2 separate regions of the Mus musculus genome follow, and region 1 is linked to region 2. The links are chromatin loops, found by intact Hi-C in ENCODE. Cell type or tissue: heart. All regions are shown on one strand. Each heading gives the region's core, and the rest is flanking DNA. Links, peaks and the distances in the headings are about the cores only.

Region 1 (5,397 bases), core at 265-5,264, 500 kb before region 2:
TTTTAAAGATTGATGAGACTCTTTCTGTGCCTATTAATTCAACGAGAAATATCATTATATTATTGCTCTTCAATCTAAAATGCATCTCTTATTATTGAGATAAATAAAACACTTTTAAGTTGATTTTGCTATTAAGGAGACTAGAATGTATTGACCTCTTTGAGTCTAATTAAATAACAAACACCAGTATATAGGGTGAAATCATGTACAAATCTATCTTCCGCACAAGTTTTGCATTCAAAGAAATAGAGATGTTAAAAAGTGAATACAATACTTATTTTTATTAAAAAAAAACCTGAAGCATATCTTCTCACTTCTTTGTCATTGAATTTCACATATATACATATATGTACACCTTCACATATATGTATATGTATTTATATATGTATATATAAATTTTAAGTTATTTTCAATCCATTTAAAGAATATTTCCCCTGGACAAAAACACTGTTAAAGATCCATGAACATTTAAGTAAGGCAATGTGAACACATGCACAGGCTGCATGAAAAACCTTACGTGATTGATAACAGATAACTGTATTGGATTTTTGGAATAAATTGATTAAAAGACACAAAACGCATTACAGTCATTCACGGCTTGAGGCTTTATGCTGTATTCCATTCGGTTCCATGTGTGCTTCTCATGATTTATTGACAGCTGCTATAGATGGTTCTTTATTTGGTTCTTCATTTTCAACTCATCCCAACCTTGGTCAAACAATGCAACCTCCTGCATTTTTTCAATATTTTCCTAATATCTCAGCTCATTTAATTCTATTGATCCACTGAAGAGTATAATGGCATTGAAACTGGAATTACTAGCACCTCCCTACCCCGGTGCTAAGAGCTTTCCTATTGAGTCTGTGGACCATCACACGGAATCATAAAAGTAGACAAAAAAGTAGAATGACCTTTACCAGCTACTATTGTACTGCAAGAATCCCACAAACCTCAGAACATCATTTTCAATTTTATGGCACTGTTTTCTTAAATAATAAGAGAAGGGGGAAAAAAGGAACAACTGACCCCTGTTCAGCATTTACTTAAGCAGAATTGGCATTAATAGAGTATTCTGTCAAAAATTCAAGCTCAAGAAAATGTATGGCTTTGTCCACAGCAGTAGCTATCTTAGCAGATTGCACTGTCACCGCCTCACACAAAGCGCATTGCAACACCATTAGTGGACATAAATAATGCACAAGCTCTTAGGCAGTACTCAGCTAAGTGCATGGAAACCTTGGGCTCCTGTTGTCAGAAATTCAATGGATTAGTACCTAGATTTATTTTAAGTCTGTAAAGCACTTTGTTCTTGACAGCGTTCAAAGTAGAAAGAGTGCTATCCTGAATGTGCATCTTAATACTGTCATTCCTGTCTTGTAAGAGTAGATGATATATGGGCTGCAATATTTCGTTTTAATATTTAAAGTTTTCGCTGTGCAGATGCAAAGAAATATATTAATAGCTATCTGCTGTTACTTTATTGATCTAGGAAAGAACAAAGGTAACCTGTAAAATTTCAACTAAGGCTAGTAAAATGGAGACATTACAATTGCATTGAACTGAAATAAATACTGATGCAATAATCCTTAAACATCATATTTAGAAAATTGGGGAAATCTGGCATTTATTTCTTTCTCTCTTGGTAAATATCGTATAGCAGAGTTCATTTTAAAGACAAATTTTAGCACAGTTTAACTTAATTAACTGCCTTCAAATCATGCTTTCTTTCCCAAAGTTAGGTGATTGTGTGAGCTAACCCTCCACTGTGGAAGAACTTTTCTGAAGGTTACTAAGAATTGCTGCCCTTTGACTTCGTGTTGTAAGCAGTTGCTGACTTTAGATAAGTTTAGGAGTTAAGTCCCAAAACTTTCAGTGAATTGAAAGGATAAATATATTATTGAGTTCATTTAAAAAAAAGCACCTTTCCTTTGTGTGACCTAACACAAGAATAAAGCTATTTTATATCAAGTTTAATCTTTCTTCTCTATGAAGGCATAAAATCTTATTTTAAAATAATAAATTTCTTTTCATTAAAACTATATGATATATTAATTCCAATCCAAGTGGTGAATATTCACATATTGAGTTAAAAAACATTATCAGGATGTAAGACACTAAAGGAAAAGAGAAAACTAATGAATATGTTGATATATTCAAGACACATTTATTATGGTATATGCTTGATGTATGTTAAGAGAATCTATTTAATCATATGACTTTTATATCCTTGTTTTTGTAAAACAAATATGGGATTGTGGCTGCTCATTTTATTCTAGGAAATTCATTATTTCATAAAACAGATATGATTAGATATGTTTGTTTCTGTTATTTCAGTACACAATTCCTCAAATACACCTATAAGAGGATCATTATTTTTCTCCAAACAGAATGTACTGAAAAACCAGGTACCACTGTTTCAGGATAACTAGAATTGATCAAAATGTGAAATGAGCCAATTATTGATAAATAAAATAAAATAATTCTATAATGAGCAAGTAAAATCTTCAGCCTTGGAAATTCTTTTACTTTAGTTAGAGCAGCTTACTCTGCTAAGCGCTGTCAACAAACAATTTGCATATTCTTATCAATAGGTGGCGCTTTCACCCTTCTTCACAGTTTACTCTGAATCCTTGTGGAATTCTATACACTTATAAGAGAGCAAATACTTCAACTATTTCTAACTTTGATAGATACTCTCAAGTCTTTAAATTTCACATTATTGCTAGCCATTTTGTTTTTCTTTGATAAATAATCCTGTTTGAACATTAGTGATTATGCTTAAAGAAAGCCTGGAGTTCTTTTCCAAATATAAACATTTTAAAAATTATTATTTGCTTTCCTGAACTATTTGGTTATTCCCCACTTACTCCATGGGGAAACTTACAGAATGTCATGTTATAAAATTCCTAGTATAGAGTAACTCTACCAGTTTCAGTATTTTGATGAATATAAATCTTAAGTGAAAAAAATTGCCAAAAATATTCAAATGTAATCACATATAAACCACTGTAATATAATGTAAGAGTACCTTGTATAAATAAGAAAACCCGGTCAAACAGACATGTCTAAAACATAACTATATTTAGAATTTTATATGACTTTATATTTAGTCATACTGGATCTTTGCAATTCAATCAAGTCTGAGCTGTAGGGTTATTTAGAATCTTTCTAAGTGGCAGATAATAGTCTTTTGCAACTTGGAATAAGAAGAGTCTTTAAAATATTCTTTCAGATCACATCTTTATAATTTTATACTAAAATATCTGTCTATAAAATGATTCCCTTCAATAAAGCATAGACTCAAATATTTATATACACTGCTAAATTTCTAATGTCAATTAATGTACTATAGTACCACAGTCTCTATTTATGATTACTTAAAATATGACAAGTGTATAAAATATAGGTGAATATGATAATTTTCTGTTTAGAGCAACAGTGTTGGGATTAATAAAACATTCTATATTGATAAAATAAACATCAGAGTCAAGTGATACTGTATATTATAATGCTCAATTAAACCATATAATTCCTTCACCTGATTATTTCCCTCAGATTTAATTTTCCTCACTAATCCTCACTATATTTTTAATTCCATATTGTTCTGCTGTGTCAAATGAAAAATTTTTATGTTACATATATATCAGCATCAGAGAAGTGTAACGTTGCAAAGTTGAGTCATTATAAACACTATGATCTTTCTTGCGTTGTGAAGCCACGTGGTGTATTTGTATGAACTGAATATGAAAATTTAATTATTCTGTCTAAAGCATACAACGTAATTCAAATTATAGTAGTGAAAATAAAAACTAAGTTTGAAGATTAATTCATCTTCATAAAAGAAATCTAATCATGTAAGTTACCAGTAATTCTTCTTGTAACTGAAAATATTTTAGTGATATCAGCCTCTTAGTATAATTCTTTCTGAAAATCTATGATGACTGTGAAAGTGGACTCCACCATTCCCTCCCCCCAAAATCTCAAACTGATAGTCTTGGTTCAATTTGCATGTTCACGCTTCATCACTTCTTTTTCCCATAAGACAGAAGTAGATAATAAGAAGTTCAAAAGGAATTTCATTTTTGTTTTTTTTTTTCTAAAAATTATAGAGTCTTCTAGAAAAATACAGTTTTGAATTAGTCTTATATTTAAGAGATTCTGTTGACATAATATTACCTTTTATATATCTTAATAAATAGGATTTCTTATACTTTGAAGGTCTTCTGCTGTAAGAACAAAGCCCTCTATGTTGTGATGTAAGGCCTTGGGGTGTTTATTATACATAGGCTTACGCTTTAAAGTGCATCACTGTTTTGCAACCCTATGTTTTACATATATAGAGCCTGACATTATTAGATAACATTATAAGATGGATCTTGTACAAATTCCATCCACTCCAAATGGAAGAGGATCCCTGTAACGTAGATAAATGTCAAGCATCAGTAGTCCTATGCTTAAACAGTCTTGAAGAGACAAAAACGGATATGATAGGCATAGCCCTCCATTATCAAGACAGCGATGATAAAGTACAACACTTAAGAGATTTTACTAACAGTTTAAGAGTTCTGGCACAGCGCTGACTGTGTATAATGAGGCTTCTAAACGTTCAGCTCACACAACTTGCATTTGAAGAGATAAAATACTTTACAAACTCTATTTCATTAATCTTCACAATATCTCTGTGAAGAATTATGAACACCAATCAACAGATTACAGAGGGATGGCATTGAAATGTTGAATGAATTCCCAGTCCTCTAAGAGAAAGCCTTGGAGATTCTCTTTACAATGAAGTTATATCTTTAATGCCAGCCTTCCAGACCAAATTAATGTGTTAACCCGCAGAAAGAATCAATATGTTATACTTTGTTCACTAGAAGAGAAAGTGAAACTTCTCCAAAATCACAATCTTAAATTTGATAATAGGTTAAAGCAATATTTTATTGCTATGTTATAAGAACATTCAAAAGTATGTCTTCTAAGAAAAGCATTGCACAGTGACTCTTTTCCAAGGCTATTCTAGTGGCCACATTAAAGCCAGATAACAATTTTAATCTTGCAGTAAATTAGTCTAATCATATTATTAAATAACTATTCAAGGGATTTTAACAGCACATGGTTTGCGTTGTATTATTAACAGCTCTTCAAAGGGCCCACAACATTATCACCATCAATAAATTGTTATTGACCACTTACTGTGGATAGCTTGAGTTTCGAAAGATCACATTGCTTCCAATTTGTTAAGCTAATCTTTTATGGATTTATTTTCATGTTGACAAACCAACTTCTTGTTATGTCCATAGGGCAAAACTTAGTCTTGGCACCCAAAATTTTTTTGATTCTTTTTAACAAATGAGCCTTTAAATGTGTTTGATAACCTATTATTAAGTAATCAGTTTT
Region 2 (5,397 bases), core at 320-5,319:
CTTCTGATTTCATTCTTGCTCAATCCCAGAGGCTCCACAATATACCATATCTAGCTTTCTAGCTGTTTAACACAACCTCCTTACTATCCTATATTTGATCTTGCTCAGCATACCTTCATTATTAAATGTATATTATAATATACAGAACATATGAAAATCCACATACGACCTAAACAATAATTCTTATTCTTAGCATTTAGTGAATATATTTTATATGTATCCTGCTGTGGCTGTCACACAAATGAGTAGACACCTTTACATTTTAAAACTATTTGTATAGCACATGACTTTATGTTGAATGGAATTTTACAGCCTGCCAGAATTAGATTGTGCTTCGAACACTCAATAAAACACATTCACTGTGTCCAATATTAAATCATACAATGTTTAAAATTAATTATTCCCTTTTAATTGCATTATATAAACAGAAATGACCTGTTAATTTAAAGAAAATCTATCAGCACAAAATGAATTCAGTCCTATAAACAAGCAAGATGAACTTGACCTTGTTTGAACTTGTTTTGATGTGGCCCAGATGGTAGGCTACATGCTTGAATAGCGGCCTAAAGCAGAGGAAAAACTCATATAGCCAGATCTAGATTTATAGCCTCTGCAAATTCCTACCTTGTATTGTCCTTTCAGCATCTGCTCTCCCTCCGCTGCGGTCAGCTTCTATCTCAGGGGTCAGGGAGTCTAAAAGCACAAAGAGTTAAGAAAGGACATAGATTTCATTTGATTCCTATTGTCTTTTAAAAACAAGAGCTACCTGTTCACTTGATACAGAATTAAAACCACGTAAGTCTCCTCTTTTCAAGATTTAACAGAATGGTAATTATAAGAATTTTCGGAAGGTGTAGATAGATAAAGTAAAATTGGACATATGATAGACTGAAGTAGGGGTTCTTGGATTAATCTTGCATCCTTTTTCTGTAGAAATGAATTTTGAGAAGCAGAAAAGCAATGCCAAGTCCCAGATAATGAGATCAAATCACACAATGATCAAATCACCTATCAAATAGCGCATGAGACCTAGACATATACACACTCACAAGCACATGTCAACATTGTCCTTCCTCTAATGCAAAGCAAAGTTGCGTATTCAAAAAAAAATGCATGTTCTCACCATTTAAGACCCGGAGACTGTCCGCTGAAGCTGCCTGTTTCAGTGTCTGCTCCGCTTGCTCACGGCGTTTTGTCTCAAATTCTAGTGCCTCCTGCAGTTTTCTCTTTGCTTTCTTTTCCTTCTTTAGCCTCTTTTGAACTATGGCTGGAAAAGAAACCTGCAAATTACTTTTCTGGTCTGTCATGATGCTGATTTACAAATGGTCAATAATCCTCATAGTATTTATTTCTCCTTATAGACCAGAGTCTGGCTACAATGAGGAAACCCCAAGTCCCAACTTCACCTTAAATTATCCCAAAGAATATGTTCATAAAAGCCAATTCTATATTTAACCCTTAAATAACTACAAGAATGGCTTAATTGTCCTATGAAGAGATAAATTTAACAGATGGTACTAACTACAGTAAATTTTGTGTTCACTGATACAGGGAGCTTGTTAAAATAAACGTTGTGGCTTAGTCTCTGCTTAGAATCAGTTCACTGCAGAGTACACTCAATAGTGCATATTTTTGTGTGCATATTATACAGCACACACAATAATGCATCCTGATGTATGTGTGTCCCTCATCTCAGGAGGCCGTACCTCTACAACTGCTGCTGAAAGAAACCAAAAAGAAAAAAAAAACCAACAACTAGATTTTTAATAATTATTCCTTCTGATTTTATAAAATAGAGAATATTGCATGTATATGAGGAATGACATAATTATGTCATTCATATGTAGAAGTAGTCATTTTAACATAATTATAATATCAACATAATCAGCAATATTATTTTTTTCTAAAATTGATTCCTTCCTGGGTAATACTATAGCATATTTCAAGGAAACATATTATAGCTTCATTTTGTTGAAGTTAGAGTATATATCAAATCTTCCTTGAAGTTATAATGTTCGACCGACGACATGGTTTCGTATGAAAAAGTAGAGTATGATACTGAAGTTGGTTATGATACATTTTCTCCCATGAGATGATTAGAATAGTGGTGCCTAATGCTAATCAACAAATAATAACAATATGAACAATCAAAATGTACATCCATAGATTAAATGGTTTTTACTCTGTCTACACCTATGTAGATGGACTTAGGAAGAAATGGAGGCAAATGTTAATTCTTTAAAAATTATCTATCTGGATAATTAAAAAGCACTCTGGATGTTTGACATCACTGTGACAAATTTAATCTTTGAGCTATAAAGGGAAACGGCTCTGTGTCTTGCTACCCACTGAAGAGCAATGCATTTACTTAATTTCATATTTAATAGGCATGTAAAGGTAGGAAAGTCTTCTAGTAAATATTTAGTCTCAGTTTCTATTCCCCATGTCTCATTTGTATCACCATTCGGTCTACCTTGATGGCAGCCCATTAACCCTTGAGCTCATTGGCTTTTGTATCATATATCTCAAATAATTTTACCCCTAATGGGCATTGACTACATTGTTATCTATGAAATAATTGGCACTGATTCAAAATAATGCTAATTTTCTTTAAGAATGAAATAATATTTTTATTTTACTGTACTTGTAGTTTCTTTTTCCAAATGTTATATTAGTATTTATCCATGAAAAGATCTAGTAGTTTTGAAACAAGTTTATAAAGAGCACATGATCATGAAACATGAATACGCAGCACTGAGCCATTTACCATTTAATTTCCTCCTATATGGTTGCCTGAAATAAGATTGAACCAGTTGTCTGCAGGATAACACACTTATAAGTAGATACATTTATAGTGGGTAAGTATGAATAATTATTATTTTCAGCTTACTGTTGGAAGTTAATTAAATGGGAGGAGATTCAAGGTGTGATCTGTGGATGTTTTGCCCTCTAGTGGTTAGAGGAATAATACTGAAGGTAAAACTTGGTCTTACTAGACTTGCCAGTCTCCAAAGGTTATTTTAGAAATGCTACGGCCTATCATTTAATCTTATATGAATCTTCTTCAGGCTAGAAAAACGGTAGAAACATGGCTCTCTCATCAAAAATGGTTCCACAGATTCACCTCTTTGCTCAAACATCCTCATTCACTTCACACACATCTATTATCATGCTTGAATTATTTTAGTTCTTAAATCTATGCATACTCATTATTTTATACCATGTTATATACTGAATGAGTGTTATGTGATGTATGATGATGTCTCTAAAAAGCTGAGTTCAGAAACCTACTAGATATTGATTTATAACAACTAATGCAATAACTGTGGAAATTCTAAAACAGAAACAATGATCTTTAAATGACCACCTCAAAGATGAAAGGTGGACAGTTGAAGAATCTATAATGGATACTTATAAAATTAAGGAAAGAGAAATCAACCTTTTCTACAGATCTTGTGAAATCATGTAGCTGAATCGAAGGAGAGATTGGCTGTCATCGTCAAATTCATGTAAAAAATAAATACACAAATATGAATGACCTTCAAAATTATTTATCGATGACCAGTAAAATATTGTAAAAGAAACAATTTGCAGATCAATAATGCCATTATTTTTATCCAATAAGAATTCACTTTGATCTGTACTTTATGTACTTGACCTTGTTGAATGAAAATGAAGCATTCAGAAGGAAAATCGTACAAACACTTAACTTCAGTCATTTGCTCAGATATTCATCAAGCTTCCATGTCAGTTGATAAGTATCTCACCAAACCTGTTTTGCTTGAATAATCAGTCTTTTCTATTTTAGTTTTATGACTTTAACTCCTGAGGTTTTTCAAAGAGCAACTGTGAGTGAACACAACATTCTTCTTCAGAGTTCTCATCTTATCAGAGCCCATTCTTATCGTAAGGAATATGAATTCATTAAACCCTATAAGCAAGGAAAACTATATGATCAATGATATGGATAGATATACCCAATCCTGAGGTAGAAAACAGAAGATAGTATGGACTTTGAACATTCATAAATACAACAGACTTGGGAATCAAGTACTATTCTGAGCTTTGTTACAGGCAACGTAGCAAAAATTAAAGTAAGCAACCAAACACAGAACAGTATTTTTATGTCAAATATTTCACTTAAACTTTTGGAATTGTGTGGACTTTCCCAGGTACCTCTGTTCTTTTGTTCCATGGCCAGCTGCTTCTCCAGTGTTTCTCTTAGTTCTCTTTCTCTTAAAAAATCCATCTTCAGCTCTGTTTTTTCCAGTTGGACCTGCTTTTCTTGAGCTCTGGCATTGTCTATGGCAACTTTCAAGAGGCCCTGGACAAAGAAGGTATTCAGCATAAGGATATTTTGGTATAAAACCCATTTTGTTAGTTATTTGGATGTATTCAATTCCTGCAAACACAAATGCATAAATACAACAATTAAAACAAACTAGAAAACCTTCTAAGTCTAATTAAACTATTTAGAAAGACAAGTATTTATGGTATGTGGGTTCATTGGTTTGAAGTAGACTATTTAGCTTTTGAAAAAGATAATAAGTGTCACACCAAAGCATACTATAAAATACAAATGGGAAAAGTTGCAGGCAACAGTTCTACAGGAGCCATCCAGCGTGGCCTGGTAGGCTGACAGCATCTTCAAATTCATGCAACCATTCCCCAACAAGGACACACCCTCTAAAACTTGTAGGGAATTGCAGGCTGGTCTCCAGTTGAGCTGAAGTCTGAACCCTGATGGTCATAATTCACCTTCATGACATGGTAGGCGTTCCCTCATGATCCTGTAACTCTGGCCCCTGCCTAAATTACCACCTCCCACAACCTGCACAAGAGAAGCATGGTAGGTAGTCATGTAAAAGCAATGGCCCACGCTTCTGACCTTCAGGCTAAACTCCTCTCCAGTTACCTAGCAACAATAAAGTCCATAAAAGGGGCTTTTAGGCCCCCACCTTGCTCTCTTGCTCTTACTCCTTTGTTCCTTTACCTCTCACTTCTCTCACTTCTCTCTCCTCTTTCTCATTGTCTTCTTCTTTCCTCTCCTCTCTCCCTCTTTCTCTCTCTTTCACTCTAGCCTTCTCTCCCTCTCCCTCTCCCTCTCCCTCTCCCTCTCCCTCTCCCTCTCCCTCTCCCTCTCCCTCTCCCTCTCCCTCTCTCTCTTCAATAAAGCTCCTAAACCAGAGTGTCTCTGCTCCATCAAGATCCACTGCAACACTCTCACCAGTGTTGGGAACCTCTTTCCCTATTCCCTCTCTCCAATAACCCCAGGGCTACAGGGTATGGCCTCGGGGTCCCCCGCTGTGTGGGTCAGGCATGCTCACCCTGGGCTGAGTGGAAAAGTGTCTAGCAACTCTGCCTGCATCCACCTGCCCAGAGCACAGGAACTCTGGC

What was found. A loop is a pair of places that touch in the nucleus more often than their neighbours do. Peaks named below come from ENCODE experiments on the same cell type or tissue, not always from the same donor. Only the 100,000 strongest peaks of a DNase experiment are listed, where the experiment ranks them.
Region 1: it touches region 2 in a loop (3-fold over the local background); 3 of 42 quality-filtered maps call a loop at or near these places.

The regions. Positions count from the first base shown.
Region 1 is chr14:97,328,992-97,334,388 of GRCm38, forward strand. No RefSeq gene overlaps it. Among named protein-coding and RNA genes, the nearest start is that of Gm23276, 4.9 kb to the right of the region's middle. In heart, for the core only: a CTCF peak has its summit at 2,598; no DNase peak of the experiment used is centred there.
Region 2 is chr14:97,827,118-97,832,514 of GRCm38, forward strand. Dach1 (dachshund family transcription factor 1) reads right to left here. Exons shown (of 12, transcript NM_007826.3): 9 at 4,177-4,324; 10 at 1,124-1,267; 11 at 625-693. Among named protein-coding and RNA genes, the nearest start is that of Gm25831, 140 kb to the right of the region's middle. In heart, for the core only: a CTCF peak has its summit at 2,950 (motif pointing left); no DNase peak of the experiment used is centred there.